Regions from separate parts of the Homo sapiens genome. Here all the other regions are linked to region 1. Evidence: read pairs that join two places in POLR2A ChIA-PET (ENCODE). Cell type or tissue: OCI-LY7. All regions are shown on one strand. Each heading gives the region's core, and the rest is flanking DNA. Links, peaks and the distances in the headings are about the cores only. Region 1 overlaps DLGAP1 (DLG associated protein 1). Region 2 overlaps DLGAP1 (DLG associated protein 1). Region 3 has its middle 48 kb from the start of TGIF1.

The links. Peaks named below come from ENCODE experiments on the same cell type or tissue, not always from the same donor. Only the 100,000 strongest peaks of a DNase experiment are listed, where the experiment ranks them.
Region 2: POLR2A ChIA-PET joins it to region 1 with 11 read pairs; 9 of 35 experiments call an interaction of 5 or more read pairs at or near these places.
Region 3: POLR2A ChIA-PET joins it to region 1 with 48 read pairs; 9 of 35 experiments call an interaction of 5 or more read pairs at or near these places.

Annotation. Positions count from the first base shown.
Region 1 is chr18:3,581,031-3,591,795 of GRCh38, reverse strand. It overlaps DLGAP1 (DLG associated protein 1), which reads left to right. Exons shown (of 13, transcript NM_004746.4): 8 at 9,548-9,921. Among named protein-coding and RNA genes, the nearest start is that of DLGAP1-AS1, 7.7 kb to the left of the region's middle. RefSeq lists an enhancer at 4,689-4,858. In OCI-LY7, for the core only: CTCF peaks have their summits at 5,558 and 5,774 (motif pointing right); DNase peaks (open chromatin) are centred at 4,345, 4,825, 5,825, 6,685 and 2 weaker places; H3K4me3 peaks cover 3,454 bases; H3K27ac peaks cover 4,608 bases.
Region 2 is chr18:3,493,456-3,504,220 of GRCh38, reverse strand. It overlaps DLGAP1 (DLG associated protein 1), which reads left to right. Exons shown (of 13, transcript NM_004746.4): 12 at 1,576-1,728; 13 at 4,827-8,189. The coding sequence ends at 5,036. Among named protein-coding and RNA genes, the nearest start is that of GAPLINC, 33 kb to the right of the region's middle. In OCI-LY7, for the core only: no CTCF peak of the experiment used is centred there; DNase peaks (open chromatin) are centred at 5,040, 5,360, 5,670 and 6,330; H3K4me3 peaks cover 4,254 bases; H3K27ac peaks cover 4,082 bases.
Region 3 is chr18:3,396,651-3,407,415 of GRCh38, reverse strand. It overlaps the pseudogene RPL21P127. Among named protein-coding and RNA genes, the nearest start is that of TGIF1, 48 kb to the left of the region's middle. In OCI-LY7, for the core only: no CTCF peak of the experiment used is centred there; DNase peaks (open chromatin) are centred at 4,225, 5,325, 5,615 and 6,305; H3K4me3 peaks cover 2,515 bases; H3K27ac peaks cover 3,400 bases.

The DNA.
Region 1 (10,765 bases), core at 3,858-8,857:
TCCTCTAAGCAAGAGCCCTCCAAATAATTGAAAACCCCCCTTTCTTCTTTTCCAAATGAAACACCCCGTCTTTTTATTTTTATTTTTTGTTTTTTATTTTTGACGTAGTCTTGCTCTGTCGCCAGGCTGGAGTGGTGTGATCTTGGCTCACTGCAACCTCAATCTTTTGGGCTTCAGCAATCCTCCCGCCCCAGCCTTCCAAGTAGCTGGGACTACAGGTGCCACCTACTTGGAAGGCTGGGGCAGGATTCTACCACTCCTGGATAATTTTGTGGAGATGGGTTTCACCATGTTGCTCTAGCTGGTCTCAGACTCCTGAGCTCAAAGAGATCCTCCCACCTGGACCTCTCAAAGTGCTGGGATTACAGGAATGAGCCACCGCAACAGGCCTAGGTCCATACTTCTAATCCTACATGCCTTTCCTGAAATAGACACCTTACCTGACATTACAACCATAAGTCCAATCGTTCCCATTCTGTATTTCTACAATAGAAATACATTTATGTCCCCAGTTTAGGTCCTTCCAAGTTTCTTTTTTTTCTTTTGGCCTCTTCACATCATTTTGTTTTCTAAAATAGCCTGTGGCTTCAAGTTACCTCTTGAATATATTCTTAATCTCACTTGTACTACCTCTGCCCTGTTCCCTGGATTTGCAAATGTTCTTTTCAGTGCTTCTCAGCCTATCTCTGGTAAGGGACCAGTTTGTTTGTTTGCCCTCAATCTGCTGCAGATTAGTGCTTTGGTAAAATGCAACAAAAAAGAATTACTAGAAAGAGGACTTTTTTTTTAAGACATACAAAAAACAAACCCATAATTTTTGTTTTGTTTTGTTTTGTTTTTAGATTCAACAGGTAAAACACTCTATAAAATTGCTATAAAAGTTTCTAAACACTTACATTCAATTTTCTTTGTTTTTTTTTTTAGACGGGGTTTCATTCTTGTTGCCCAGGCTGGAGTGCAATGGCACCGTCTCGGCTCACTACAACCTCTGCGGCTCACTGCAACCTCTACCTCCCGGGTTCAAGCAATTCTCCTGCTTCAGCCTCCTGAGTAGCTGGGATTACAGGCATGTGCCACCACCCCCGGCTAATTTTTGTATTTTTAGTAGAGACAGGGTTTCACCATGTTCGCCAGGATGGTCTCAAACTCCTGACCCCAGGTGATCCACTGGCCTCGACCTCCCAGAGTGCTGGGATTACAGGTGTGGGCCACCGTACCTGACCCTACACTCAATTTTCATAGCATGTGTCACCCTGCACTGTGACACAGTTTGCAAACGGGCACCACTCTGCAGACCAGGCTTTGAATAACCCTGCTCTGTACACACAGGGGTGTTGGAAATGCTTAACAACCGGCTCTCTGATTGAAGAAAATCCACAGGGGGGAACCTGGATTTCAGGCATTTGCTGATTTCCATGGTGTAAATACACCAAGGTCAACAATTTCAAGCTAACAGTGAAAAGTGACTGAATACAGAGGTAGAAAGAAATGTGCACAATCGAGCTTAGCAAGCTGAGAAGGGCCAGTTCCAGCACGCTTCTGTCAACCCCATTAGATTTTAAAAATCTTTTTAATAAAGCCCTTTTGGCCAGGCACAGTGACTCACACGTGTAATCCCAACACTTTGGGAGGCTAAGGGAGCTGGATCACCTGAGGTCAGGAGTTCGAGACCAGCCTGACCAACATGGTGAAACCCCATCTCTATTAAATAAAAAAAATTAGCCTGGTGTGGTGGCACATGCCTGTAATCCCAGCTACTCAGGAGGCTGAAGCAGGAGAATTGCTTGAACCTGGGAGGTGGATGTTGCAGTGAGCCGAGACGGTGCCATTGCGCTCCAGCCTGGGCAACAAGAGCGAAACTCTGTCTCAAATAAAGAAATAAAGGCCTTCTTTTTGAGGGCTTGTTGAACAACTGCTGATCACCTGGACCAAATCGGGAGAACTTTGCCCTCAGCAGATTTTAGACAGTGGACCAAGGCAGCCCTTCTCTCTGGTAGTCTTCATCTCAGTAAGATGACACCATCTGATAGAACTCACAGCAAATCCAAGGTTGCTTTCCCCATGAGCTCTGTGTAGGCGCTGCCACTTCTCAAGGATGATCAAATCACAGCTTGCTTGATAATAGCTGCACTTAATAACAACGCCTTGGGGTAACAACATGTTTACATCAAAAAGATGTTACTTGACTCTGGGACATCTGCATATATATCTATATATAATTTAATTTATATATAAGTTTAATTACTTTGTCTTATTGTGTTTTTATTTGTGGTTCCTTATGGACTTGCTCTCTCATGTTTTAAAGAATTTCTAAAATGCAGTAATCAGGAACTGCTAAATAGTTGCTCTACATAGCTTATGGTGTATGATCCATTCGCTTAGCTGGTAAGGGTTTATGAATAAAAAGGCACAAAAAGGGAGTTTGATCTCACATCTGTTTTGTGGCCGCCTGACACTTGTGTGCTGTTAAACTTGAAGGATAACCAGAGTGGAAAGAGAGTCTGGATAATTTGCCAGAACATCTTCACCACTACAGAATAAAATAATCTCTGGCCCAGGCCTTCCTGAAGCTTGCAACACTTTCTTTTTTTCTTTTTTTTCTTTTTTTCAGACGGAGTTTCATTCTGTCGCCCAGGCTGGAGTGCAGAGGTACGATCTTGGCTCACTGCAACCTCTGCCTCTTGGGTTCAAGCAGTTCTCCCGCCTCAGCCTCCCAAATAGCTGGGATTACAGGCGCCTGCCACCACGCTGGGTTAATTTTTTTTTATATATTTTTAGTAGAGACGGGGTTTCACCATGTTGACCAGGCTGGTTTCGAACTCGCGACCTCAAATTATCCCCTGCCTTGGCCTCCTAAAGTGCCAGGATTACAGGCATAAGCCACCGCGCCTGGCCGCATTATCTTTCCATACAAATGTAGGCAATATTCAATCATGAGCTAGCTCGAAGCTGAAATGATAGGAATGTGTTGTTTTCTCTATAATGTCTTTCTTTCTTTTTTCTTTTTTTTTTTTTTGAGATGGAGTCTCGCTCTGTCGCTCAGGCTGGAGTGCAGTGGCGCGATCTTGGCTCACTGCAACCTCCGCCTCCCGGGCTCAAGCAATTCTCCTGCCTCAGCCTCCTGAGTAGCTGGGAATACAGGCACACACCACCACGCCTGGCTAATTTTTGTATTTTTAGTAGAGATGGGGTTTCAACATGTTGGCCAGGATGGTCTTGATCTCCTGACCTTGTGATCCACCTGCCTCAGCATCCCAAAGTGCTGGGATTACAGGAGCGAGCCACCGCACTCTGCCGTATAATGTCTTTCTTAAAAATATAACTTTTTTTTTTTTTGAGACGGAGTTTCATTCTTATTGCCCAGGCTGGAGTGCAATGGCGCAATCTCGGCTCACCGCAACCTCCGCCTCCCAGGTTCAAGTGATTCTCCTGCCTCAGCCTCCCGAGTAGCTGGGGTTAGATGCATGTGCTGCCACGCCTGACTAATTTTGTATTTTTAGTAGAGATGGGGTTCCTCCATGTTGTTCAGGCTGGTCTCGAACTCCCAACCTCAGGTGATCTGGCCGCCTCAGCCTCCCAAAGTTCTGGGATTACAGGCGTGAGCCACAGCGCCCGGCCCCAAAAATATATAACTTCTTAAATGTAAATACCAACCTCTGGTCTCTCTGTGCACTACAGTATCCACTGAATGAAAATGTCACTGAAATCTGCAGCTCTAGTTCTGCAACTCTCTCATAAATGGATAAGAGTCCTTTCAGCCAGATGAGGAAAAAAATAATTTCATTTGAAATGAACAAAAAACTTATCAGGGCAAAGGAAAGCAGTAATGGTGATAAAAAATACAGCATCATTTCTTTTTTCAAGTTCCACTTACATTTTAAAAATCATTGTTTTTGAGAACGTCATTCTGTGTCTGGAATTTATTCCTTCTTGTGGGTTCCTGGTCTTGCTGACTTCAAGAATGAAGCCGCGGACCCTCATGGTGAGTGTTACAGCTCTTAAAGCTGGTGTGTGCGGAGTTGTTTGTTCCTCCCGGTGGGTTAGTGGTCTCGCTGACTTCAGGAATGAAGCCACAGACCCTCACAATGAGTGTTACAGCTCATAAAGGTAGTGTGGACCCAAAGAGTGAGCAGCAGCAAGATTTATTGTGAAGAGCGAAAGAACAAAGCTTCCACAGCATGGAAGGGGACCCAAGCGGGATTGCTGCTGCTGGCTGGGGTGGCCAACTTTTATTCCCTTATTTGTCCCCGCCCACGTCCTGCTGATTGATCCGTTTTACAGAGTGTTGATTGGTCCGTTTTTACAGAGTGCCGATTGGTGCGTTTACAATCCTTTAGCTAGACACAGGTGCTGATTGGTGCGTTTACAATCCTTTAGCTAGAAAAGTTCTCCAAGTCCCCACTCGACCCAGGAAGTCCAGCTGGCTTCACCTCTCAATTCTTGCAGGGAGCGGTGGCTCATGCCTGTAATCCCAGCACTTTGGGAGGCCGAGGCAGGTGAATCACCTGAGGTCAGGGGTTTGAGACTAGCCTGGCCAACATGGTGAAACTCTGTCTCTACTAAACCCACAAAAATTAGCCAGGCATGGTGGCGCAGGCCTGTAATCCCACCTACTCCAGAGGCTGAGGCAGGAGAATTGCTTGAACCCGGGAGGCAGAGGTTGCAGTGAGCCGAGATTGCACCATTGCACCTGGGCGACAAGAGCGAAACTCCGTCTCAAAATAAAAAGAGAACGTCACTCTTAAACAAATCAGATGTTTCACTTACTGTATAGAAACTGCTCGTTTTCTCTTTTTCTCTTTCTCATTTTCTCTTTCTGTTTTGACCAGGCAAGACAAACATATTGGCTGGTGTTTCACCCTCCTTCAGTCTCACTCTTATGTGTCACACACCTGCTGGTGCTCAGACCTTCTCAGTGGGTTCTAAATCTTTCCTGGCACTGAATTCTGAGAGTAGAACTGAAACCAACCAACCAACAAACAAAATACCCTTAGGAGAGAAGTGTGGGTTTAGGGCTTAGCAAATCTAGGAAAGGGGGATGTTGGGGAAAATGGAAGGATTTCGTTGTATGAGTTTTGGAGTGCAGAAGAATTGGAAAATGAAGAAGGGGAACTATGGGGAAGTGTGAGTTGTGATTTGAATCCCTTTCCTCTCCTTCAAATGGCAATCTTAAGCCGGGCATGGTGGCATGCGCCCGTTGTGCCACCTATTCAGCAGGCAGAGGGGGAGGATCTCTTAAATCTGGGAGTTCAAGGCCAGCGTACACAGCACAGTGAGATCCCGTCTGTAGTTGAAAAAAAAAAAGCAGTCATGAAGATTTGAATTCCTTTTACCTTCCTAGCCCATGACTGGACAGTGCCGCTCACTGCAGTGAAGCCTCATAATAACGAGTAAAGTCCCTCAGCATAACAGCATGGGAGATGGTTCCTGTCCTTAAGTCTCATAATAATGAGTAATGCCCCTCCGTATAACAACATGGGAGATGGTTCCTTTCCTTAAGCCTCATAATAATGAGTAATGTCCCTCCGTATAACAACATGGGAGATGGTTCCTGCCCTCCATTCAGCTCCCTTATTCGAAGTTGGGGGGGATCTCAAAATCTTATCTTCTTTGGGTGTTGGGGGCTGGACCACCCTGTTGGAGAAGCCATGTCTCCAGTATTCTCCCTGTCCAGTCTAACCATGGTAGATGTCAAGCATTACTGGAACTCTGCCAATGTCCCTGTTGAGCAAGGTATCCAGAGTTATCCCTATCGATAGCGAAGATGAGCTGACAACAGCCACCAGGTGGCGTCCAATTGCAGTTGGCCTGGGGAGTGTAGGAGCCGCACTGGAGGCTCAGTCCCCAAGGTCAGTCATGCGTTGGAAACAATGTGAACTAGCCCCTCCCACCCCCACTTATCACATCATGGCAGGATTTTTACTGTATGTCACAGCAAATCAAATGATTCCATATTTGGCTGAATTATCTAGCTTTTTTTTGGAGGGGGACTGTTTGGTTTTGTTTTCTAATTGTGTAGAGATGGGATCTCGTTATCTTGCCCAGGCTGGTCTGCAACTCCTGGACTCAAGCAGTCCTCCCACCATAGTCTCCCAAAACGCTGGGATGACAGGTGTGAACCACTGTGCCTGGCCTCACTGTCCAGTTTGGATTATCCACACTAAAAGAAGAAACCAAGGAGAGCTAACAAGAAGCAATACATAATCCAAAAGATCAGACATTTGATGTTGGAATATGTTATTTAGCTTCTTGAAATATCAGTGGGCGGAATGTCCTGAGAATCCATTTTGAACAAAATAGTGAGTTCACGTTGTAAAGACATGTCTTAGGAGAAGTGGTACAATGCTGTAGTTTCATTCAATTTTAGCAGGGAGAGGTTCTATCCTAATTATGGCTCCCACCCACTCTGGGTCTTCAGCTGAATCACTGAGATGAGCGTTACTCCCAGCAGGACTACCATCACTCATGCCTCTCTGGGAACCAGAGCTCCACCATGGTTTGGATGCAAGAAACTAAATTGAGTGAGGCAAGATATTTACAATGTATATGCACTGGCATTGTTTAGCCAGAGGCTTAGCTGTGGGCTAGTGGGAAGAACCTGAGGCTGGCTGGCTCGCTCCTGACTCTGCACCTTGCAAGCACTGTATTTTCCCTGAGTCGTATTTCCTGTCAGGTGCATTAGCTAAAAAATGAGGAAGTCGACACTTATTGTTGAGCTGCATTCAAATGATAAAGATGGGCCGGGCATGGCATAGTGGCTAATGCCTCTAATCCCAGCACTTTGAGAGGCCAAGATGGGAGGATCGCTTGAAGCCAGGGGTTCAAGACCAGCCTGGGCAACACAACAAGACCCCCATCTCTACAAAAAATAAAAAATTAGCTGGATGTGGTGGTGCACACCTGTTAGTCCCAGCTGCTCAAGAGATTGAAGTGGGAGGATTGCTTGAGCCTAGGAGATCGAGGCTGCAGTGAGCCATGATCGTGCCACTGCCTTCCAACCTGATGACAGAGTGAGACCCTATCTCTAAAAAAAAGAGAGATGAAGTTGTGTGTTTCATGAGTCAACATAGATGGGAAGTTCTCCTGGGCTGGGCCTCTGCCAGTCATCCACCCAGGGAATGAGGGGTGACTGCCTCTATGTCATGCACCTTGTCTTTCCCCATCCCAGAGTCCATATGATATTGTAATGAGACATTTGCTTGATTTATTCCTCCAATACTCAGGCAATCCCTGGGAAATAGCCAAACATTATTGTCTCCATCTATTTTATGGTTAAGGAAATTACTCCAAATCATAGGCCACTGAAACAGCAGGACAGCATAATAGAGTCCTTTTGTTTATTGTTCATTATAGGGTGTTTCCTCTGAGTGGCCAGAGGAAACATCTTCAATGTTGAAGCAAGTATTTCATTCAGTGAGATGGCCTGAGTTGGCAGCTGGAACTGTAGGTAACAAGTTGGGACTGCATGGCCAGGTCTAGCTGATGTGATGGAGCCACAGTGACACCACCTGTGAGAGTGGGTGGGCTGGGGTGGGGTGGGGAGGAAATGATGGAAGCATAATTATTTGAATGAATTTATAATAGCTGCTTAAGGAATTGTGCTTCACTGACCGGAGTCCCACTTGGAAACTTAATTCATTTTTGATCCTTATTTTCTTAAATCATGCTTTACAAATGAGAAACTGAAAGCCAACGTGTAAAGCTTCTTCAAAACCCTCAGCGTTGTAATCAAATGGCTAGAGGGAGGGGCTGAGGCTGCTGTCGGGAGCCTCCAAATAGACCTTGACCCCCTTGTACGGGTCCAAAATTGTACTCAGCAGCCTAGATTCAGGCCCCCACCATTTTTTTTAGACCGAATCTTGCTCTGTGGCCTAGGCTGGAGTGCAGTGGCACGATCTCAGCTCACTGCAACCTCCTCCCCCCAGGTTCAAGCAATTCTGCTACCTCAGTCTCCCAAGTGGCTGGGATTACAGGCATGCACCACCACACCCGGCTAATTTTTGTATTTTTAGTACAGATGAGGTTTCACCATGTTGACCAGGCTCGTCTCAAACTCCTGACCTCAGGTGATCCACCCGCCTGGGCCTCCCAAAGTGCTGGGATTACAGGCGAGAGCCACCACACCCAGTCAGATTCAGGCCCTTGACTTGACCAAGTTGCCCTAAAGAAAGACACTTTAGGGAGTGACTCATACAGACCAAACCCACGAAGACTGATTTATAAGCTAGCATGTGGATTAATTTCTACAATAGGAGACTTTTGTACAGTGTAAATACTCTCAGTGAGTAGTTCTGCTCAGAAACAAGCAAAAATTAAACAAAAGAAGTTTATATAGTGAGAGTTTATCCAGAAAAAGACAGAGAGAGAGATAGGCAAGGTGGAAGTGAAGAAGGAAGACAGAGAGGAGGAGGAAGGGGAAAGACAAGAAAGAGGGAGACGGAGAGAGAGAGAGAAGGAAAAGGAAGGATGACAAGACAGGTAGACAGAGAAAAGAAAAAGACTGAAGGAGGGAAGGAAGGAAAGAAGGGAAGGAGGTGGGGAAACACAGAGGGACAGAGAGAGAAAGGGAGGGAGGGAGGAGGGAAGGAAGGAAGGAAGGAAGGAAGGAAGGTAGGTAGGTAGGTAGGTAGGTAGGTAGGTAGGTAGGTAGGTCGGTCAGTCAGGCAGAAAGACAGAAAGGTGGGAAGTGGCCGGGCCCGGTGGCTCACGCTTGTAATCCCAGCACTTCTATGTGTCTGTCTGTCAGGATATAGGCAACAGCTTCCTCTTCTGTCCTTTGAAAGGAGGCCTAAGGGAGAGGATCTCTTGAGCCCAGAGTTCAAGACCAGCCTGGGCAACACAGAGAGACCTCCTCTCTATTTTTTAAAAATATTTTTACAGGAAGGAGGGAAAAAGGAAAAGCAGGGAGGAAGAAAGGAAAGAAGGAAGGAAGGAGGGAGGGAGGGAGGGGGGAGGGAGGAAAGAAGGAAGGAAGGAACTGGCTTCGATAAACAAGTTGCAGCAGCTACCATGGCGTGTGTACCCTTCTCCCCCAGACACCTCGTCCTTGTTATTAGGATCAGAACACGCATCCTCACAACCTCTTTGCCTTCCTTTTTTCTTTTTCCATATTTATTATCAACCACTAAAATCTCTTCTAATGAGTTACTCTGTTTAATATTAGCTATATTTAGTTTTTTCCCTGAAGACAGAAACTCCCCTCACCTTTTCTATGTGCCTATACAATTTGTTGGCTGGGAAGGTTTCGACAGAGGGCTAATCGTATCTAGTTTATGTTGATTCATATTAATTTCCATTTTAGAAACTTCCATTTCAGAGATTGATATTTCCCGGTGTTTTTCTCCCTCAGTTTTGTGGAGGTGTCACCTCAGAGGAGACCCAAACCACCTCCGGAGAGCAGGGGTCTCAGCCTGTCAATGGAACTTGTTTTCCTGTTAAATGTCTCAGTGTGTTTCATGTGCCCTAATTCCCAATGGCTGTCAGTTACAATATCAGAAATTAAAACCCACGCAGAAATCACATTGTCTTTGTTTTCACTGTCTTCCAGTGTCATCTTGCATTACAACATATAAGAAGACACCACCTCCAGTCCCACCCAGAACTACCACGAAACCTTTCATTTCTATCACAGCCCAGAGTAGCACAGAGTCAGCCCAGGATGCCTACATGGACGGACAGGGCCAGCGAGGAGATATTATCAGCCAGTCTGGACTCAGCAACTCCACCGAGAGCCTGGACAGTATGAAGGCTCTGACAGCCGCCATCGAAGCTGCAAACGCCCAGATCCATGGCCCTGCCAGTCAACACATGGGCAATAACACTGCCACCGTCACCACCACGACTACCATAGCCACCGTCACCACGGAGGACAGGAAGAAGGACCACTTTAAGAAAAATCGATGCCTGTCTATCGGGATACAGGTAACAGCCTCCCTTTCTATCCTTTGAAATAGGAACTTAAAACTAAGGAATGTAACACTTTTTGTTTCCCCGGAAGATTTGCTTTCTTGCCGCTTGGAATCATAGATCTATGCATAGGACCAGATTTTCAAGTGATTGGCTGTGGACTCCGTATACTGTTAAATGTGACCAAGATTATGAAAGTATTTTCTTTTCTTTTTTTTTTTTTTTCATGGTGAGAAGATTTTTTTATTTGAAATATAGTCTGAGCAACATGAGTGTAGCCAAGAGGAGTAGGGGCTGGCCTGCCTGGGGCAGCAGCCTCTCAAATGGCACGAGAGCAGTACAAATATTCCAATGTCTGTGTGCCCCAACCCCACCTGTCAGGAAAGGCAGAACAGCAGAACAAAGACCCACCCACAGCGCCTTCTCAAGGGGTCTGGTTCTTGGTGCCTGCCTGCCTTTGCCTTACCTCCTGCTCTGCCCAGGTTCCAAACAGAGGTGTGCAGCAGAGGCTTCTCCCACCTCACCCACAGAGACATGATAAGCCAGTGTGACAATTAGTTCTCAGGACTATTTTGAGGGAAAAGAATCAGAGAAGACAGGGAGGAGGGCCAAGGTGATCAAGGGCCTCACCAAACCAGACTAGGCAGAGCTCTCCCAGAGGGACTGTGTCAGCACCCCTCATTTCCCTCCTTCTCAGGATCTAAAGGCAGGAAGGAGAGCTGGTGTCTGCAGGAAAACAGGGCTCTGAGGAGCGCCCTGGCTGAAGGCAGCAAGCGGGAACCTCCCAGAAGAGCACAGCCGCTGTGGGGTTCAAGCCTAGTTGACAGCATTGGGGTTGGGCCACATAAGCAGCCTGGGG
Region 2 (10,765 bases), core at 2,576-7,575, 86 kb after region 1:
CTAAAAAAAACTTTATAAACTTTAAAATTTATTTCTTCTAATGAACTTTAGAACTTTTGGGCACTTTAGGAACTATAAATTTATAAATATATCTATCTATCTATCTGTTTATTTATTTATTTTTGAGACAGAATGTCGCTCTTGTCACCCAGGCTGGAGTGCAATGGCACAACCTTGGCTCACTGCAATCTCCGCCTCTCAGGTCCAAGCGATTCTCTTGCCTCAGCCTCCTGAGCAGCTGGGATTACAGGTGTGCACCATCGTGCCTGGATTATTTTTGTATTTTCAGTAGAGATGGGGTTTTGCCATGTTGGCCAGGCTGGTCTCGAACTCCTGACCTCAGGTGATCCACCCACTTCGGACTCCCAAAGTGCTGGGATTACAGGCATGAGCCACCACGCCCAGACTTCATTTATTTTTATTTTGAGGTAGGCCAATAATACTGGTGCACCCAAGGACTTAAAATGTCTTTCCAATCCATTATTTTGATGGTCTTCAACCTTGTACTTTCCAAAATTCTGATATCATTTTTATTAGGGGTTAGTTTTAAAAGCATACACTGGCCTCGTGTTATCATAGGACATGGAGTTTCACAGTCTGTCCAGTTGCCTGAAATACCAAGAGGTCACCAAAACAGATACCAGCTAGGATCTCTTGACATATGGAGGCTGCCACCCGTCTAATCATGAATGCCTTTAGCTACTGCTGCAGGTAGTAATTAACAAAGAGTATGATATTTTCAGTCTCCTAGCTGTGTTTTTCCTGTCTTAGGGCATATAAATTCAGGTTTATATGTTCTGGTATCAGGGATATGTGGATGGGGCAAAGAAAGTCAATCCTGAAACACTGAAGAATGTTTACTATCACTTAGCAAATGGGTCATTACAGACATATAGATGTAGAGATGTATGTAGAGATAATGTGTTCTCACATTTGCTATATTATTTTATGGTCAATTTAAAATGAATGAATTTTCAAATGATTTTGTCAAAGCAGTCATATGATAAAATTACTTCCTATGATAAAATTACTTCCTATATTAGTAAACATCTTAATTATTAAACACATAGTGCTTGGAACATCCAATATTTTATTACTAATCATTTGTGTTTTACTTAACATGAATATTTAAACTAATCTTATTTTAGATTCCTTATCTGTTCTCTGAATAAATTGTATGGCATGTAGTGGAATACAAACTCTAATAATAATACACTGTATTTTTTTTTTCAGAAATGTCATTTTCATTTGAATATGGTGTTTTAAAATACGTCCTGTAGTAGATCACACATTCTGGAATTTTTCATATGTTTAGACCCTTCCCCCATACCATATTGAATTGATAGATGTGGTATCACAACAGAAGAGTTTTACAACCTTGACATTTGAGAATCACTGACTCAAACGGATGAGTGTATAAAATTAACATTTGTAACCTCACTTTTACCTCGTGTCGGAAAACCAAAAGGAACTAGTCCTCCTTATGTTGTTTGAAATATTTGAAAATGCCTTTTTGGCCCTGTGCTTGTCAAGAATTGCTTCTAAAGCATGAATGTTTTTCTTTCTCTTGTGCAGAATCCTAATGCTCATCCAAGACCCACCTCCCAGGATTTGGCGGGGTTTTGGGACATGCTGCAGTTGTCCATAGAAAATATTAGTATGAAATTTGATGAACTTCATCAGTTAAAGGCCAATAATTGGAAACAGATGGATCCTCTTGACAAGAAGGTAGAACAATGTAGATTTTGTATGGTTCATTTAAAAACCTGCACAAACACTGGACAGTCTAAATAGGCTTCTGCATTCAGTCCTGCTGTTTACAATGTGAAATGGAGCTGATATCATATTAATTTCATTGTAATGACAATGTTTACATAGTAATCATTTGGGATATTATCTGTAATATGTTTCAGGCATATTTTTAAAGAAAAACCTGTCTTTGTGAATTGGAAAATGGGAATGTGGCTTTTTTTGTTAATTAAACTTTAAGTTAAACCATTTTAGTCACTGGAAGGAACTGCCTCCATTTTGCTTTTTAAACTAAAATAAATGACATCTTCAGTGCATGAATCCATAGAACAAGAGTTCAACTTCCTTACACCCCTAGGATGTGTTTTCAAGAAAAATAGGATGCCCTGAAAAATAACTGACTTTGATAATCATTTCATAAATATAGTAATAAAGAAATTACTGTTGTTCAAGTCTAAAAATATATACCATAAAGTTTCACAGTAATTACATAAATGTTGGGTTTTTTTTTTTTTTTTTTTTCAAAACAGTTTTGCTTTTGGTTGATTTGCCTTGGGGAATATTGCTCACTGGGGTCCTCATGCATCAGTTTAGAAATAAAGACTTAAATTCTTTTACTTTAATTAATCAACTCTAATTTTCACATTTGATTATGGTGTTCCACGAGGCTCACACGGGTATCCAATGTCCAGCTCCCCAGGCTGGCATGTCAAACGTGACTTTTTTAACCCTTTGCTTTCCTATGGCCTCAGGTCAAATAATTCCAAGAGAATCAACCTCTGAAAATTGGAATGGCTGTTCCCTTGAAATGCTGGTGGCCCTGTTCTTTTCAGGTCCCCTCACCTACCAGAAAGCTAACAGCAATCTAATCCATTCTGCTACCGCATATCATGTTTTCAGGGTTCTTGGGGTCAATGGTCTCCCAGGAAAAATCCAGTCCCAAGGGACCATCTGTAAGTGACAGGAGGGTGATGCTCTCATCACTGTCCCCCGTTTCCAATTCTGTCACCATCAAAATGGGGGTCGTAGTGTTAAGTTGGAAAGTACTGTTGATGTACATGTGGCCTCTCACTTGGGAAGCCAAACATTTGTACCCAATCTAGTTTTCTTTAATCTGTGTTTAAAACTATCTGCTAGATAAGCTTTAAATCAGTCTTATTTTAAGAAAACACTACAAATGCACACATACTGGTAATTTAGTTTCCAGAGCTGATGCATCTAATTTTTTTTTTTTTTTTTTAAATAATCATTGTTGGCTGGGCATGGTGGCTCATGTCTGTAATCCCAGCACTTTGGGAGGCTGAGGCGGGTGGATCACTTGAGTCCAGGAGTTCAAAACCAGCCTGGGCAACAATATGGTGAAACGCCGTCTCTACAAAAAGTACAAAAATTAGCTGGGCGTGGTGGTACACACTTGTAGTGCCAGCTACTTGGGAGGCTGAGGTGGGAGGATTGCTTGAACTCGGAGAGTTTGAGTCTGCAGTGAGCCGTGGTTGCGCCACTGCACTCCAGCCTGGGTGACAGAGCGAGAGCTTGTCTCAATAATAATAATAATAGTAATCATTGTTTAAAAAATCCAAATGTATAAGGAAAGGAAAATGACTAAAAAATATCCAATATTCATATTTCTAAAAATATCCACTGAGTTATTCCACAATGAAGATTTAAAATGTCTAAAAGAAGAGATGCTAAGAATTGATATATGTAACCTATTGATATTTACATAGTAAATCATTAGTTAGCTTGATTTTTACGGTTTTTAATGGACTTTGCCTGTGATCAGAGCTTTTCATCACCCCATGAACCTGAGGAGAAAAATGAACAAGCACAATCAGAGTTGGGAGAATATAGTTTGCACTCCAGGCTCTCCTTTTTTCTCTTTTAAGCCACACAGACTCCACCTTAGACAGCCGGTGGGGTAGCTCCAGGGTGAGAAGTTGAACTAGGCACTTGCTCTGGCAAGCAGGGAGGAATTGCTGTGCTGAGCATTGGTGTTAAGATACAAAGAGTACTCTTTGGAGAATCACCGAAACTATATTTTAAGATAATGTTCACGCTTCATTTTATGAGAATGGAGGGTATTTTATTTAAAATGAAAACATCAGTTTTATGTGCACCCTTTCACAGTCTACAACTTCAACCTTCTTTGCCTAAAAATCCTTTGTGGTCTAGACGCCATTCTTTCCTGCTGCATTTTTTTTAATGCCAAAGAGATGACTGTCTTTTGTTTTTGCAGTGGCATTGAAAATATCCGCCCATTTCATAGTTTGCTGCTGATAAGAGGAATGACCTCTTTCATCCTGTGTCAACTTTTCATGGCACAGTTTCTGCCCCTGTGATTGGAATTGCTTCCTGGGCCACCACAGTTATCCCGAGGCCCCTAGTCAGAGTCACCTTGGAACTGACTTAATTAACTCTCGAGTGTAGGAAATATCAATGGCCTCCCTCTCCCGTGACCCTGTATATTGTATATTGCTTGTGTGTTCGTGTGTGGTGTGCAAAAGGGTCTAACCTGGTGTAGCACCAACAAAGCTAAAGAACACAATCTGATATCTCTTCTTCCTCCTCTGTTTATTTAGGTTTGGTGGGAAGGGGACGGTGGGCGGGCCGGGGACAGAGCGGAGATGTTTTTAAGCTCTGAACCAAGCTTGCACCCGGTGACTTGCATCCTTAGAGGGGATGCAGGGGTTCTAAGATGCTGCTGCAGCCGCTGCTTCCTGGCCCATCTCTGGCACCAGGAGGAGTCTGGAGTCTCCAGAGAGAACCGCACTCAATGTGCTGGGAGCCGCAGGCTTTCCGCAGGGGGCCTTTAAAATACCCACTTCCTTCCCTTGGAGAGACCTAGTTCTGCAACCCAGCCTTACCCTGGGCCTTAAGCTTACCGGGATTTTTTTTTTTCTGCATCTTTTGAATGCCCAAGCCAGAATAATGAAGAAAAAAGTAGATATGCAGTGTGCAGATCAGAACTAACCACCCCTAGGTAAAAAACTGTGTGTTCTAACTACTGACCTATCCCAGTTTTTCCCAAGCTTGTCCTGAGAAGCTGTGTAATGTCCTGAACCTTCTGCTTTGATCAGGAGAGAAGGGCCCCTCCTCCAGTGCCAAAGAAGCCGGCGAAGGGCCCCGCGCCGCTGATCCGGGAGCGCTCGCTGGAGAGCTCGCAGCGCCAGGAGGCCCGCAAGCGCCTGATGGCCGCCAAGCGCGCCGCGTCCGTCCGCCAGAACTCGGCCACCGAGAGCGCCGAGAGCATCGAGATCTACATCCCCGAGGCGCAGACCCGGCTCTGAGCGCCCCGCAGCCCGGCCGCCGCCGCCAAGCATCTGTCCCCTCCTCCCCCGGCCGCTCCTCTGCCGGCTGCCTCTCCCCCTCCGAGCCCGTCCGCTCCCGAGCTCGGTGACTTCCACTGTCGCGGTGTAGTTGTCCACCTCGCAGGAGCCGCCCCCCGGGCCCCCCTCAGCCCCCCACTTCCCGTACCCGTTTGCCCATCTCCTTCTTCACCGAGCTTCGCCCCCTGTCCTGATGCCGTCGCCCTGCCTCATACTGAGATCCAACCCTTTATTTTCTGGGCAAAGCCAAACCCACCTGTGTAGAAGTGATGCCTTTAGGTCACCCGCCGTCCTCAGTTCTCTCGAGCTAGTCTGTTCAGCAATATAAAACCATAGGGTATTTCAGAAATCCAGTATCACAGGGTGATCCTTTGGGACTTACCGTCTTCCACGTGAAAGAAACTAGGCCTCCGATTCCCTTTATTTCCCCTAAATGGTTATTCTTTTAAAAAAGCAGATGGAGCACTTTATTCCCAACCTCAGAAATCACACCATCTCACTGGAATCCATGAGGGACACAGAGAGAGGGGACCAAGCCTGGCCTGGGGGTGGGGGACCTGGATGTGTAGCAAGGATGGGAGAAGCGAAATCTGCAGGTGCTGGGGGCACCTGCACACTCACAGCTGCACAAACTGCCTCACTGTTACTTCATCAATCACAGCTTCAAATGTCTCAATCAGCAGAAGATTGTAAATTCGATCTTTCAGGGAAATTAATCTATTCTGAAAGGCAATAACATGAAGCAAGGCAAAGGAGGCACTGATGGTTTAGTATACTACATAAGGGATTTTTTTGTTCTATTATTAAGAAAATCTAGACCTGAAATGTTTTCTCAACTCTTATTGTACTGTGTATATTTATATTGTTGTCGTGGCGGCTGTTTTTAAAGGGAAAGTGTTGGTTCTATTAATTTGTTAAGTGTCCATCCAGGTGGGCCTACCTGATTCCACATATATAAGTACATATCTGCTTATAAAGCGCTGTAAATGGCAGCAAGGCTGTTTTTGGAGAAGAGTTTGGGTTTTCCTACCATCCCTTTGAATGCTACACATCCGTCTATTTTAACCCAAGTAGTTCGTATTTCAGATATATTTTCTCCTTTCATCTCCTCTCACTACTGCAGAGTCCAGTAATACCTAGCATAGGATTCTGTCCTGTGTCAAATGGCTAAAATAAATTTTTGCCCCAATAGACATGCTGCCTCATTCAAAAGAGCTGCCGCTGTCATCTTGAGGTTCCAGGTAGTGAGAGAAGAAACTCGACCTGCCAGGGTCAACAGCCATGAAGAGGTGGGGGGAGTCATGATTCATAAACACTGAAAGAAGTCAAGGCTTTTGGCAGAGAGTGTTGATTTAGATTTTTAGTCTTGATTGATGGGCAGTATGCATCGGTGTCTAGCTGAAGTTGTCTTTAAATGCCCTTACTCGTCACAGTTTAAACACTTAGGATGTGGCAATCTTAAGTATCAATGGCATTTTATGTCCAGCTAACATCCTAAAGCATTAGAAATTAAAAACGAAAGACTTTTAAAAACATACATCAAACATGCTTGCACCAGAGAAGCTTTTTAAAATAATACACTCTCATAGCCAGGTGCTAATTTAATTTTACTTATGAAATTAAGAGAGGTGATGGGTTCTAGCAACAGATATTTTCACGGACATATTCTAAAACCACTAGAGAATTCGCTACCTCTCAGAGCCATCGATGCTTTGAGCTACCTTTATAAACAGGGCACAAATGTTTACTGCTGTGGTTTACAAGAAAAGGGCTACTCACTTATTTTGAAACCAACGAACCAACTTTTAACTAGGGTGAACAAAGCACTCAAAGTGCTTTGTGAAATTGGAGCATACAGAGATTTTGAGCTTCAAGTATTTGCTAGTTTTAAAAAGAATACACCTTTTCTTTACCTTGTAGCAGCAATTAAAAGTCACACAAAGCTTGCATCGAGTAGGGCCAACTGCCACTTGGGTAGCCTATGGTCACATTCAATACTGAGAATGACTTGGAACTCACAGATTAATATGAAAGAAGCAGCGTTCATCCCAAGACCCATGCTCACAATTACAGCTCCGTGCCCTGAGGTAGAGTTGAGATTTGGATTAAGAAATAGATTTCTAATACGACTCAAGATCATCCTACAATATTTTCTTTGGAAACTAATTTAGCCCATGATATTTTAAAGAGAGACAAGAGAAGGCCTATTTATCTTGTCTAAGTGAACGGCATTTGTATATTCATAAGCTATTTTTGGTAAGAATTTTAAATCTTTTAGCTCAAGGCCTACAGGGCATCATGATCTTTGCCTTCCTTGAAAATACAATTTAAATTGTACAAACACTTTATAAAAAGCTAATTATTGGTGTTAGAACATGACCCCACACAATGCTGCTTGACCCCTGAAACTGACATTCATGAGCATAACCTTTGTTACATTGTTCTTTTTGATGTAATTTGTAGAAATGTTTTTTAGTTCGTAATGGAAAATGTATGTACCCTGAAAAATTACTTATTTTGTTTAACTTTGGTATAAAGGTGTTGGGCATTTTCTTGGGGAGGGGGGGATTACAAAAGAAGTTTGTCTCCCACATCAAAAAACGTTCAAAGAAATTAAGTATTTATTATATTTTTTGCAGATGTTTCCATACAATTCACATAACCTTTTTGTAAAGAGAGATGAAGAAATGGATTAAAGATTTTTAATATTTGAAATGGTAAATAGAACTAATTTATTGTAATATATTTCTGTTATTTATAGATGTTTCCTTAATGTTTTACTGTGCATTACCACTTTCATTTAAGCCTTATCCTTGTGAATTTACCATTTCTTTTTTAAAACATGTCTAGATGCATATTTTAAATAACTGGAATGTAAATCACTAGCATATCTGAATTCCCAAATGTAATTTTTAAAAATTATTTTGGTTTGGAAAAAAAAGATTCATTTGAAAGCCTTCAGATGGAGGGGTGGGAACATTTTTATGGCTTTATGAATTGGAATTTCATAGGCTTATTTACCTAGATTGTGTGTGAACAAAAAAATATTGTAAATAGATGAATGTTTCCCATAATGTAAAAAGAAGAAATTAATAAAATAATTAATGCACTGCTTTCAGGTCTGTGTGTTTTTACTAGAGTCCCACTTCTTCCAAAATATGCTTTATTGTCTTTTGACGGGAATACTTCTGCAATTAAGAAGCGTATCATTCTAACTTTCACTGTACAGCACGTGTGCTATTCGTTGTTGATGACGTAGGGAGAACTTACATCCTGTTTAAAGGGGTTTCAATACCGAAGAACTAAAAAGTCCTTTTACTCTGATAATCCCACTCGTGAAGTTTCAGTTCAGAAGCTGAGAATAACTGTCTATCTTATGAAGGAGTGATGAGCCTTTCAAATGTGCAAATTCATGTCAGTTTTACCTACTTTGATTTCTTTGCATACATTTCATCCACTTTGTTTCCTACACAACTCTCAAGTGTAGGGAAAATCAGAAAAATGCTTTGTGGCTTCCATTCCATCCTTGCAATAATGAAAAACTGTGCCTCACTGAGGTTTAGTGACTTGCCCAATGTGCCACAATGATTAAAAGACAGATCTGAGTCCAGAACCCAAGGCTTTATTGAGCTCCTTTAGTGCCGTCTCTGTCATTCTTGCCACATTTAAAATTGGTAATTATTTGCCATTGTCAATTTTATCTGGTTTTCATTTAGGTCATATTTGTAAACCTTACTTTATATAAAAAAATACAAATTTGGCCAGGCGCAGTGGCTCACGCCTGTAATCCCAGCACTTTGGGAGGCCGAGGTGGGTGAATCACCTGAGGTCAAAAATTTGAGACCAGCCCGGCCAACATGGTGAAACCGCGCCTCCACTAAAAATACAAAAATTAGCCAGGCATGGTGGCACATGCCTGTAATCCCAGCTACTCGGGAGGCTGAGTGAGGCAGGAGAAACGCTTGAACCCAAGAGGTGGAGGCTGCAGTGAGCTGGGATCGCACCACTGTACTCCAACCTGGGTGACAGAACGAGACTCTGTCTCAAAAAAAAAAAATACAAATTGACCCCCAAAAAGGGTAAATTAGAATTTTTTATGATGTGGACTTGCACTTATTTGTTGCCTGAAAATGCCACAACTCTAAAATTTGTTTCCACAGTGCTTTGTCCTAATCCCCACCAACTTTTCACCGACATGCAACAACCTTGGAAATTAGTAAGCACAGGAGCCACTTTTTCTGATTTTTGTACATAAGCAAGACCTATGCCAGTCACCAGAATAACACACTGTACTTTTGAAACTGCTTTGAAAGAGGAATGATCAGGTGACTGAATCTCTGTGAGGTTACAAAGGCCTCATCGCTTTGGTTCGTGCACTGACTATTCATGTAGTCTGAACCGTGATTACACTTTTTGCCTTTTCACAAATTAGTTCATCTGTTTCATCGGGGCTCTTTAAACATTTTAGCTAATCCCATAACAAAATGAGTCAGCTTTTGCATGTAGAAATCTGAATTTCAGTGAAGCCATTTCCCATATCACAGAGTCTACTCTCCAAAAAAAAAAAAAGTGTAATTTAGGTTTTATATAGAAATTGAACAAAATTGTTTGTTCCGAAAATGACTTTTCTTTTTATATCTTTGAAATCCACCCCTTGAGAATATAAACTGATTTTGCTTTAAATAAATGACATCTTAAAAATCAAAGCGTCTGAATGTGTTCATTCTCGAATGCCATTGATACTAAAGGGTGCTGAAATTTACCTTGGGTTTGCTCAATAGGTTGTTTGACTTGCAGCTGCTAAGCCAAGATCGAATCAACTCATTTTGCAAACAAACTAGTGGCCCTGTCTGAAAACCCTCTCTCAGCTCTAATTCAATTACCAGCGCAAGTTTACTTACAGTGACTGTAAGTCACTCATCCTCTCCCATAAAGCATAGAGATGGGAAATAGCGTGCTACCCCCTAGTCGTATGCTGTCCTCTGGGTTTGCTGCTGGTCCAGGAAGGCGTCATCAGAAAATCACAGGAATGTGAAGCTCCAGTGTGATTCCTGATTCCTGTGTCTCGACTTAGACAGCCAAGGGATTATTCCAATAGGTCTTCTTTGTAAATGAGCACAGGCCTCAACTTAGAGAAAATGGCTGAGAGCAAGCAAACATTTTCATAAATGCCAGCTCAAGCTCTACCACGCAGCTGATTGAACTGTTGCTATTCATGGGGCAGAATATTTTCACTAGTGCTGATTATGATTGCCACGTTCCCTCTTCACACTTCTTGTCTGTCTTCTTGAAGAAGTAGGTGCTAATTTCATCTGGAAACTTGATCGATAAATTAGTGTTATTAGCAAGCTTCTTTTGAGATCTCAATGAAGAGGTTCTTCAGTTGAAAAACTCTTCCTTTCACTTTGGAAAAGGGGAAGTCGGAGCAAATAGAGCCTGCGTTTTCTCTTCTGTTACTGAGGGGGAAAATGCATTCTTCCTGTTGACTCTACAAGGAGATTATAAGCAACAATTTCAGATTTCTGTAGTCTTAAATCCAGATGCTTTTACTGCTTGTGAGGACCAATGCTCTACAAATAAAAACCATTCCAGCATAGCTACCCTTCAGAGATTTGCATATATAGTTGTCAGTTGATGAACACTTCCTTCTTTCTCTGAGCAATTTCAATTATGAAAAGTAAGCAGGAACA
Region 3 (10,765 bases), core at 2,864-7,863, 180 kb after region 1:
GGGAGCTGCCCTCATCTTCATGTTTGAAGCTGACCTACTACCACCAAATCTTCATATTAGCCAGAATGGAGGAATTGAGCCAGTGGAGAGCACACAACTTCTTTTAAAGAAAAATTTACAAATTGCCCACATCATTTCCACTCATATCCTATTGGCCAGAACGTAGTAACATGACCACACCTAGGTGCAAGGGAGGATGGGAAAAGTTGCTTCTAGCTTGGTGATTACGTGTGGAGATACAATTCAGAGAAGTTCTATCATAGAAAGGAAGGAGGGGGAGATGGATATTGAGGGGCAATTAACAATCCCTGCTGCAGTGGTTCCATTTTCTTTTCCAGTAGTTGTTCAGATGTGCACAGGATACAATTTTAGCCAATGAGATGGGAGAAAATGCCTACTAGGGGCTTCTGGAAAGTTTTCCTTTCTCTAAGGGAGATAGAGTATTTTTCTTGGGATTCTGCCATGTTGGATATGAACCCTAAAAGAGCATGTACATCTTGTCACCGTGAGGGGAGCCTGCCTTTGGATGAGTGAAGATGGCAGAAAGAAAGATGTAGCCTTTTGGCCGGAATCGCCATCTTCCAGTAATTTGTCAAAATGACAAACACAAAAGGAAAGAGGAGAGGCACCCGATATATGTTCTCTGGGCCTTTTAGAAAACATGGAGTTGTTCCTTTGGCCACGTATATGCAAATCTATAAGAAAGGTGACATTGTAGACATCAAGGGAATGGGTACTGTCCAAAAAGGAATGCCCCACAAGTGTTACCTTGGCAAAACTGGAAGAGTCTACAATGTTCCCCAGCATGCTGTTGGCATTGCATAAACAAACAAGGGCAAGATTCTTGCCAAAAGAATTAATGTGCGTATTGAGCATATTAAGCACTCTAAGAGCTGAGATAGCTTCCTGAGACGCGTGAAGGAAAATGGTCAGAAAAATAAAGAAGCCAAAGAGAAAGGCACCTGGGTTCAACTGAAGCCCCAGCCTGCTCCACCCAGAGAAGCACACTGTGTGAGAACCAATGGGAAGCAGCCTGAGCTGCTGGAACCTATTCCCCATGAATTCATGGCATCATAGGTGTTAAAAAGATAAAAGATCTCTGGACTGTCAAAAGAAAAAGAAAAAGAAAAAACAAAAGAGAAATGTAAAGAACCTATGCACTTGAAGAATCAGATACTGAATTAACCAGTCAACTGAAGCTTCCCTGCCTATGAAGCTCTTGTTATGTCAGATAGTAAATGTCTTATTTTTAAGCGTTTTGGGTTTGGTTTTCCTGCTGCTTGCAGTCAAATTATCCTAATAAGGTGGCTTTCTACTTGTTCTCCTATCTTTCTTTTTATTTGTGTATTGTTGGTATCTTTCTATTATTACAAAATCTCAAAGTTAGTGTAAGATTTTGAAAAATACTCAACTCTCTTTTTTCCTCAAGATAACTTCCTCCTAAGGCCTTTGTTGCTTGCTGCCTTGATCTGCTACACAGCTATCACCCAGGGACTTCCCTTAATTACTTACCTCATTTGAAACCACTGTTTCCTGGATCCTCGTGTCTTTTCCTTGCTTTACTCTTTTGTATTGTTGAGGCACATTGCCAATTAATTTGCAAAGAAAAGATAATGCGGGAAGTGAATTTTCTGAGCCCGTGCACATTGGGTCCTGCAGGCAGATTGGCTTCCTTCACAGATATGGTCTCTCCATGCATCCTTCTGGCTGAAATTCCCTTTATAGAGGAAGCAAAATTTTTATCTCTACCCTTTTAGGGTTTTTTGGCTGAGCCTGATACTTAAATTGACATAAGCTATAGCAGTGGAAGAAAAGCATGCACATTTATTTAATGCAAGTTTTACATGGCATGGGAGCCTTCAAAAAGGAATGGAGACTCAAGGAGGCAGTTAGAGATAAACACAGAGATACTGAAGTAGACAACGCAAAGTAAATTGTGAAAATGTGACAAGGCAAAGGAGCTTGAGCTAGGGTGGTTCATTGGACAGAGAAGTGGCTGGGAGGATAAGGATTAGTCTAACATGGTTTGTTGGTACAGATTTTCCTTGGCCTCAACTTCTTGTCCTTGATGATGATAAGAGTGATATTTTCCTTCCGGTACAGGGAGAACATTTGTCACACAGGAATTTAATCATCTGCTTTTAATAAGCAGTAGGAAGGTCAGAGTGATCTTGTTCTTGCTGTTTTTTTCAAGACCCTTAACTCAAAATAGTCTATTTGCCAGAGTGGCATATTTATTTATTTATTTATATTTTTTGAGATGGAGTCTCACTCTGTCGCCCAGGCTGGAGTGCAGTGGTGTGATCTCAGCTCACTGCAACCTCTGCCTCCCGGGTTCAAGCGATTCTCCTGCCTCAGCCTCCAGAGTAGCTGGGATTACAGGCATGCGCCACCATGCCCAGCTAATTTTGTATTTTTAGTAGAGACGGGGTTTTGTCCATGTTGGTCAGGCTGGTCTTGAACTCCCAACCTCAGGTGATCCACCTGCCTCTGCCTCCCAAAGTGCTGGGATTACAGGTGTGAGCCACTGTGCCCAGCCTGAGTGGCATATTTTGAGTTCCTTTACCTCCACTGTGTTTCTCTAGTTATCACTTCCTGCTCTGTCTTCTAGAAGTTTATTGAAAGATTTAGATCACTGATGATGATCGGTGATCATCATTAGATCTTTCTTTTCTCTTAATTGACCTTTGCCCTTAGATTCTGCCTCTTTTAATTTCTTTTTTCTTTTTTTTTTTTTGAGACGGAATCTCGCTCTGTTGCCCAGGCTGGAGTGCAGTGGTGCGATCTTGGCTCATTGCAAGCTCCGCCTCCTGGGTTCATGCCATTCTCCTGCCTCAGCCTCCCGAGTAGCTGGGACTACAGGCACCCACCACCACGCCCAGCTAATTTTATTTTGTATTTTTAGTAGAGACAGGGTTTCACCGTGTTAGCCAGGATGGTCTCGATCTCCTGACCTCGTGATCCACCCGCCTAGGCCTCCCAAAGTGCTGGGATTACAGGCATGAGCCACCATGCCCAGCCTAATTTCTTTACTATTATTTTAATGGGATCTCAGAAGGATGATCACATAAATAATATGTCATTCCCCCATACTGAATGACAAATTTTATCCCTTTCTAGTGAGACTAATACATAATTCAGACTTTTAAACTGAGTCATTAGGTTGGATAATTCACATTACAGTACTCTTGGAAAGACTATCATTTTACTATTTCTAAAAATATATATTTTTAGCATATAATTAAAGGGATAAACTTTTTATAGGGAGTTTTCATCCACCACATCTCTTGTGTGGGACACTTCCTTTCCAGAGTGTTCTTTAAACCAGGGGACTAGAGTTTCTTTGACTGAACAGAACTGTAGAGCACATAAATAAAATGGTTGTCTATTTCCCATTAACTATGAATAATTCATTTTTTTATCATTACTGACAAAAATGTTACTGAACATCCAGGTCACTAGAAGTTCAGATTTATAGATACTATTTTTTTTTTAATTATTGAAAAGAAAAAAAAGCTTTTAATTTCCTTGACCACATAAAATAATATTAACGGACTACTTAAATGAGCTCATATATACAGGTTGTAAATTAGTATTTTTTGAGAAACTATGTGTCCCATAACTTTCATATATTCACCAATCACCAATTGATGCCTTCAACAATCTTTTTTTTTTTTTTTTTTTTTTTTGAGATGGAGTCTTGCTATGTTGCTCAGGTTGGTCTCTAACTCATGGGCTCAAATTATCCTCCTGCCTCAGCCTCCTGAATAGCTGGGATTACAGGCATGCACCACCATGCCTGTATCTTATGAAGATCTTATTTCTATCATGTTGCTGAGGAAATCGGCTACCCTAATTACCCTGTGTAAAGTCACATAGGAAAGAATTGACTGGGTTGGGGTTAATTTCCATTTCTGCTGGACCCCAAAGCCTATGCCCTTTGTACTATGTCATAGACACAAAGACAGGTGGGTACATCTGTTCCCATCTGTTTTTATTCCCCAGGGTTGTGATAGCAAAATATCACAGCTGGGTGGCTTCAGAACACAGGAATTTATCATCTCATACTTCTGGAGGCTGGAAGTCTGAAATTAATGCGTTGGTAGGGCCATGCTCTCTCAAAAGCTCTAGGGAGAATCTGTGCATGCCTTTCTCTTAGTTTCTGGTGTCACAAGCAGTGCTTGGCTTGTAGCTGCATAACTCTAATCACTACCTCTGTGGTCACATGGTCACATGACATTCTTCCTGTGTGTGTCTGTCTTCACATGGTTATCATCCTGTACCAATCATAGTGGATTAGGAGGCCTCCCCATTCCAGTATGATCTCATGTTAACTAATTAGATCTTCAATGATCCTATTTCCAAATAAGGTCACATTCTGAGGTTCTGGAGATTAGGATTTCAACATATGTTTTTTGAGGGGACCCAGTTCAACCACCACACCATCTTAATTGGGTTTCCTTGTCTAAAAGGACTCGATTTCAATCACTTACTGATGAATAAATGTATGATTAGCTAAAAATTCTCAAAATTAACTCATATAAATACCTACACAATTTCCTAAAAGGAGAGTAAAATTCCTTTTGAAGGAAACCTGATGTTTTCATCTTGAATCTGTATTGGAATCATGTCATTGAAATATTTCACACTAGTGGATGGTTTTTATTTTGAGTTAAAATATTGCAAAGATTAAAATGTACCCAGGAGTTACTGTCATCACATTAGAAGTAACAGAATCACATTCATTCCTAAAAAGCATAGTCTCACAGACAAGTAGTTTTAGAGTATTAAAACAATGCATCATGATAAAAACTAGATCTTTTTAGAATGTAAAGATTTCTTTGGAGTACTTCACTCTTTGTAGAATCTGAAGAAAAACAATAACTAAAATCAGTGTGGAGTTCACCTCAGTGCTGAGTTTAATTATTGTCTTGCAAATATTTACAATACTATTGTTTTATTGCAGATGGCTCTTCCAGAAATGTCAAACTGCCCATTATGACTGGATGTACCTACTGTATACTAATATTTTCTTTCTGTTAATAGATAGCAGTTATTTCAAATATACAAACAGGATTATTTCATGTATGTAAATAATTACAGACTGTTTTTTGTTACTCAGATATCTACTGTATTCCTTATAAAAATGAATGTCAATAGAACCTGAATTCCCCGGGTCGAAACAGTGATCTCTCTGGGCTATAGCACAGGGCCCCTCTCAGATGTCTAAAACCATTAGGAGTGACAAAGCTGTACTTTCAAAAAGGCACATATTTACATATGGCTTGAATAAATAATTTTCCCTCTAGTTGCAGTTCTGTTACTTGTATGGTTTCATTTCCCTTCACTTACTATCAATCACTGTCCCCCATCACCCACAAAGACAGTCTGAGTATAAGGTAATATCATTTTCTGGTTATATACATTTCTCTTCTAAGATTCAGGATATATGGTAGTTCATGTATTTAACAAAAGTAACCTGAATGTTCCCCGGGTCCTCCAGCTTTCAACATGCTTGTGGGCATATGTATGAACTTGGGTGTGTGTATGTGGCCAAGGGAACACGTCTATTTAAAGCCTATACAAAGCAGCTGAAACTCCCACCCTACTTGTCTGCAGCAAGTCCAATTTCCTCCACAGCCGTTTCTGAGTCTCCTTCAAGGTAGGTGAGGGTTGCTTCTCTTTTTGACATTTTCTTTTTTTTTTTTTCTTTTTGAGACAGAGTCTCATTCTGTTGCCCAGGCTGGAGTGCAGTAGCATGATCTCAGCTCAGTGCAACCTCCACCTTCCAGGTTCAAGTGATTCTCCTGCCTCAGCCTCCAGAGTAGCTGGGATTACAGGCACCCACCAACACGCCTGGCAAATTTTTGTCTTTTTAGTAGAGATGGGGTTTTGCCATGTTGGCCAGGCTGGTCTTGAACTCCTGATCTCAGGTGATCCACCTGCCTTGGCCTCCCAAGATGCTGGGATTACAGGCGTGAGTCACCATGCCTGGCCATCCTCTTCACACTTTCATTCTGGTTATCTTGTCTCAGATCTTATACTCCCCACACCTCAAGGCTTCTCTGCCATTCACCTCTGGCTGTTTCATAACTATTTTTCAGCCTGCTACCCTTCTCCGTCACCTCTTCCCCTCCTACACTAGGTGCAGAGCCCTGGGCCTTATTTTTCAAAGGATGGAAGGCAAGGCTGCCATGTTTAAGACTTTACATGGGTAGAGATGGACACAAAGGAACTGTTCTGCAGAAAAGGGAACCTTAAATCTGGATATCTATTATCACTGCTAGTGCCACCCGTTGGCCACACTCCTTCAGTTGAAATCCCCTTGGGCCATCTGTTTTCCATCCTCAGCCTACCACTTTGTTGTTCAGGCTCAGTTCCTCCTTTTCATCTCCCTCACTTCTACTACTTTCAGGTATAAGAAGCAAAAATCTTGTAGAAATTATAAAGAAAATCTCTGCTCAAGACAAAGACACTCCCTGCCTTAGTCCATTTTTTGTTGCTTTAACTGAATACCTAAGACTGGTAATTTATAAAGAAAAGAAACTTATTTCTTATAGTTCTAGAGGCTGGAAAGTCCAAGAGCATTGCACCAGCCTCTGATTAAGGGCCTTCTTGCTACATGATAACATGAAAGAGAGCATCACATGGTGAGAGGGCAAGAGGGTGAGTGTCACCTGAGGCTTCTCTTCCTCTTCTCATGTAGCCACCAGTCCTGTTGTGGGTCCCCCACCCTGATGACCTCCTCTAATCCTAATTGCCTCTGAAAGGACTCATCTCCAATCAGCATTTGAATTGGGGGATTAAATTTCCAACATGTGAAGTTTGAGGGGCACATTCAAACCACAACATTCTGTACCTTTACATTATTGAAAGTTATATTAATGACAGCATTATATTATTAAACAACACCTACCATCTCAGTCTGAAATATGTGCATTCAGATTATTCAACCGCTAGCTATCCTTAAGAAAGATGAACTGAAAGGGCTCAGAAAAGTTCCCTTCTAGAACAAAATAAAAATATCTTCCAAGCTTCTACTTCAGAATACAGGCACCACTCCAGTTTTAAACTAGCACTTTAAAATTCTTTCTGCTACTGAAATTTTTTTTTTTTTGAGACAGAGTTTCACTCTTGTCACCCAGACTGCAGTGCAATGGTGTGATCTCAACTCACTGCAACCTCAGCCTCCCAGGTTCAAGCGATTCTCCTGCCTCAGCCTCCCGAGTAGCTGGGGATTACAGGCACCCACCATCATGCCTGGCTAATTTTTCTATTTTTAGTAGAGACGGGGTTTCACCGTGTTGGCCAGGCTGATCTCAAACTTCTGACATCAGTTGATACACCTGCCTCAGCCTCCCAAAGTGCTGGGATTACAGGCGTGAGCCACTGTGCCCAGTCTCTGTTACTGAAATCTTTCAACAATATCTATTTAAGATCTCTTATGGATTCTGTATTACCATATTAGTGACATGAGAGATCCCAAAGAATAGGGACTTTTTCTGGCCTCCAGAGGTTCCATGACATAAGACCACTCATTGAATTTGGATTCTAGTGCTGGCTGTGTTACGTGTTGGCTAAGTGACCTTTGACAAGTCACCTAAGCTCTCAGAACTTTAGTTATCTCACCTGTAGAAGGAGGAGAATAATACCAGCCTCAAAGTGCTTTTGGGGTTTTGTAAGAAATAAGTGAGAACAATTGTTAAAAAAAAGTAAGGACTTACACAACTGTGTGCAAATATACACTGTTACAAGAACTAAATCTTGGTTTATTCTAAGAAGTTCTTGTGATGAGCAGACATCGTGAAAAGTATTTTTTATGGATTCCAGGATGTTTCTTGAAGCTGATTAGAAGCTGGAAAGAAGAAAGGGGGACTTTTTGAAGGCAGAGTCACTCATAATATCTCTGCCCAGTTCCCCAAAGTTATGTCAGACTCCTGAGCAGATTGGGGTACTATAATTGTATTAGTCAGGATTCTCCAGAGAAACAGAACCAATAGGAGGTAGATGCAGATAAAGATGCAGCTATAGATATAGATAGGATACAGAGATTTATTATAAGAAATTGGCTCACATGATTAGGAAGCTGAGAAGTCCCAAGGTCTTGCCATCTGTAAGCTGGAGACCCAGGAAAGTCCAGTCTTAGTCTGAAGGCCTGAGATCCAGGGAAGCCCACGTTGTAAATCCCAGTCCAAGGGCAGGAGAAGACCTCCCCTAACTCAAGTAGCCAGGCTGGAAGCAAAAGGGGGCAAATTCTTCCTTCCTCCACCTTTTGTTCTTTTCAGGCTGGAAATGAATTGGATGGTGCCAACCCACATTGGAGAGAGTAATCTACTTTACCAAGTCCACTGATCCCGATGTTGATCTCAGACAGAAACACCCTCACAGGCACACCCAGAACAATATTTATTTATTTATGTTTTATTTTTTTTTTGAGATGGAATTTTGTTCTTGTTGTCCATGCTGCAGTGCAATGTGCGATCTCAGCTCACCACAACCTCCGCCTCCTGGGTTCAAGCGATTCTCCTGCCTCACTCAGCCTCCCAAGTAGCTGGGATTACAGGCACCCACAACCATGCCTGGCTAATTTTTGTGTTTTGTAGAGACAGAGTTTCACCATGTTGGCCAGGCTGGTCTCGAACTCCTGACCTCAGGGGACCTGCCCAACTGGGCCTCCTAAAGTGCTAGGATTACAGGTGTGAGGCACCATGCCCAGCCCCCCCAGAACAATATTTAATCTGAGCACCCCTGGCACAATTAAGTAACTTTAAGACATGTGAAATTAACTATCACAATAATAAACTAAAAGGGGAGGCCAAATAGCAAGCTTTCAAATGTGTGCATTGTATGAAAACTGGAGCTCCAACTGGGCGCGGTGGCTTACGCCCGCGATCCCAGCACTTTGGGAGGCCGAGGTGGGTGGATCACTTTGAGGCCAGGAGTTCAGGATCAGCCTGGGTAACACAGTGAAATCCGTCTCTACTAAAAATAGAAAAAACTAGCTGGGCATGGTGGCACACACATGTAATCCCAGCTACTCAGGAGGCTGAAGCATGAGAATTGCTTGAACCCAGGAGCTGGAGGCTGCAGTATGCTAAGATCTCACCAGTGCAGTCCAGCCTGGGTGACAGAGCAAGACCCTGTCTAAGAAAAAAAAAATTATATATATATATATATATGAAAGAAAGAAAACTGGAGCTCCAGCCTCCTGGGTAACAGCTGGGTTCCTCGATTAAAAATCTTGTCCTGACAATAGCAGCAAGACCTTGGCTAAGCTACTTAAACTTTATTTATCTCAGTCTCATAATTTGTCAAATGTGCATCCAATCACACCTGTTTCATAGTGTTTCTGTGAGGAGTCAATAAGCTAATACATCTAAGGCTTTGGGAGGGTGCATGACAATGGCATAATGCAACAAATGTTAGCCGCTATTTTATCCGAACAGCTTGAAGGTAGAGCTTATCCCAGACTGGGGGAGACTTTTCCCTTCCCCTTAAGCTCAGAATGCTTGACTTAAACCTTTGAATTTGATCATTGGACCTTATGCTTCTGCCAGCAAATGGTGGGAATTAATCCCCACAATTATTCCCTTCTCACTACCTTGCTATTTCTTTAAATGCAAGCACTCATATATTTATTGATTACTATTGCACTTGTATAAACATCTTAGTTTTTATTCACTCTGTCCTCACAGTTTGTTTTCCCGACTCTCTGCTATCATTGTGGTTCTGTCTGCAACAATACTCGACTTGTGTCTTCACTAGAGAGGGCCAGAGAAAGAAATAGAATTGTCTTACAGACAATGCTTTCATTGAACATCCTCAAACACTGTGTGTGTGCCTGTTTCTGTTGCTTTGTTGACTCATGTCCAGCTTGTGGCCCTGCCTTCTTTCCTAGACTTTCTTCCCTGTTCCATCTAATCAATGGTTTTCCAGTTTGTGTTTATGGAATGTATTCCTTCCTTATCCACAAAAATCTGCCTCCACAACCTCAAAATGTATGTGGGTGTGACAGAAGCAAACAGTAGATGTGTTGTGTCTTGGAGCCAATTTATAAGCGTAGGAGGTCCTGGGACCTGAGCATTTCATTTAGGCCCAAATATGAAAAGCTGGTATCTTTGTGGAATGATCTCAAAACTCTCTGGGGTGAGGAAATGGGAAAGGTCTATAGGCAGTTACAGGTTGAACCTGTTTGGTTTCTTTTTGCTAGAGCAAGGTGAGCACAGTTTAGGGTTTGCTTTCTCTGCTCTGAAGTTTCAGAGCTTCCATGGTGAACTTGGAAGTGAACGAGGTAACTGAGATCGACATTTCACTTTGTCTAAACAGGGGGCTACTTTGTAAGCCAGACGATCAGCCTAGCATTCCAGCCGAGAGAGGAAAGTTCTCCAAAAATCAGAGATACTTGGGAAAGCATTACCTTCCCTATGCCAACATACTTAGTAAGCTTAAAAATCATAAACCCAACAGAGGCAGCTAACTCTGCTACCAAATATTTTTACCAAAATATAAAAATCTATCATGTGTCTGTCTGCTCTGGGATCTCTCTACCTCTGGTTCTTGACACCGATGCCAAGAAGCCTATGTTTTCTTGCCTTTCTTTCCTGTTTCTGGAATTCTTTTGATTATCTCGATTTCCCTTTTTCCTTTTTTCTTTTTAGATAAGGTCTCGCCCTGTTACCCAGGCTGGAGTGCAGTGGCACAATCTTGGCTTACTGCAGCCTCAACCTCCCAGGCTCTAGCCATCCTCCTACCTCAGCCTCCTGAG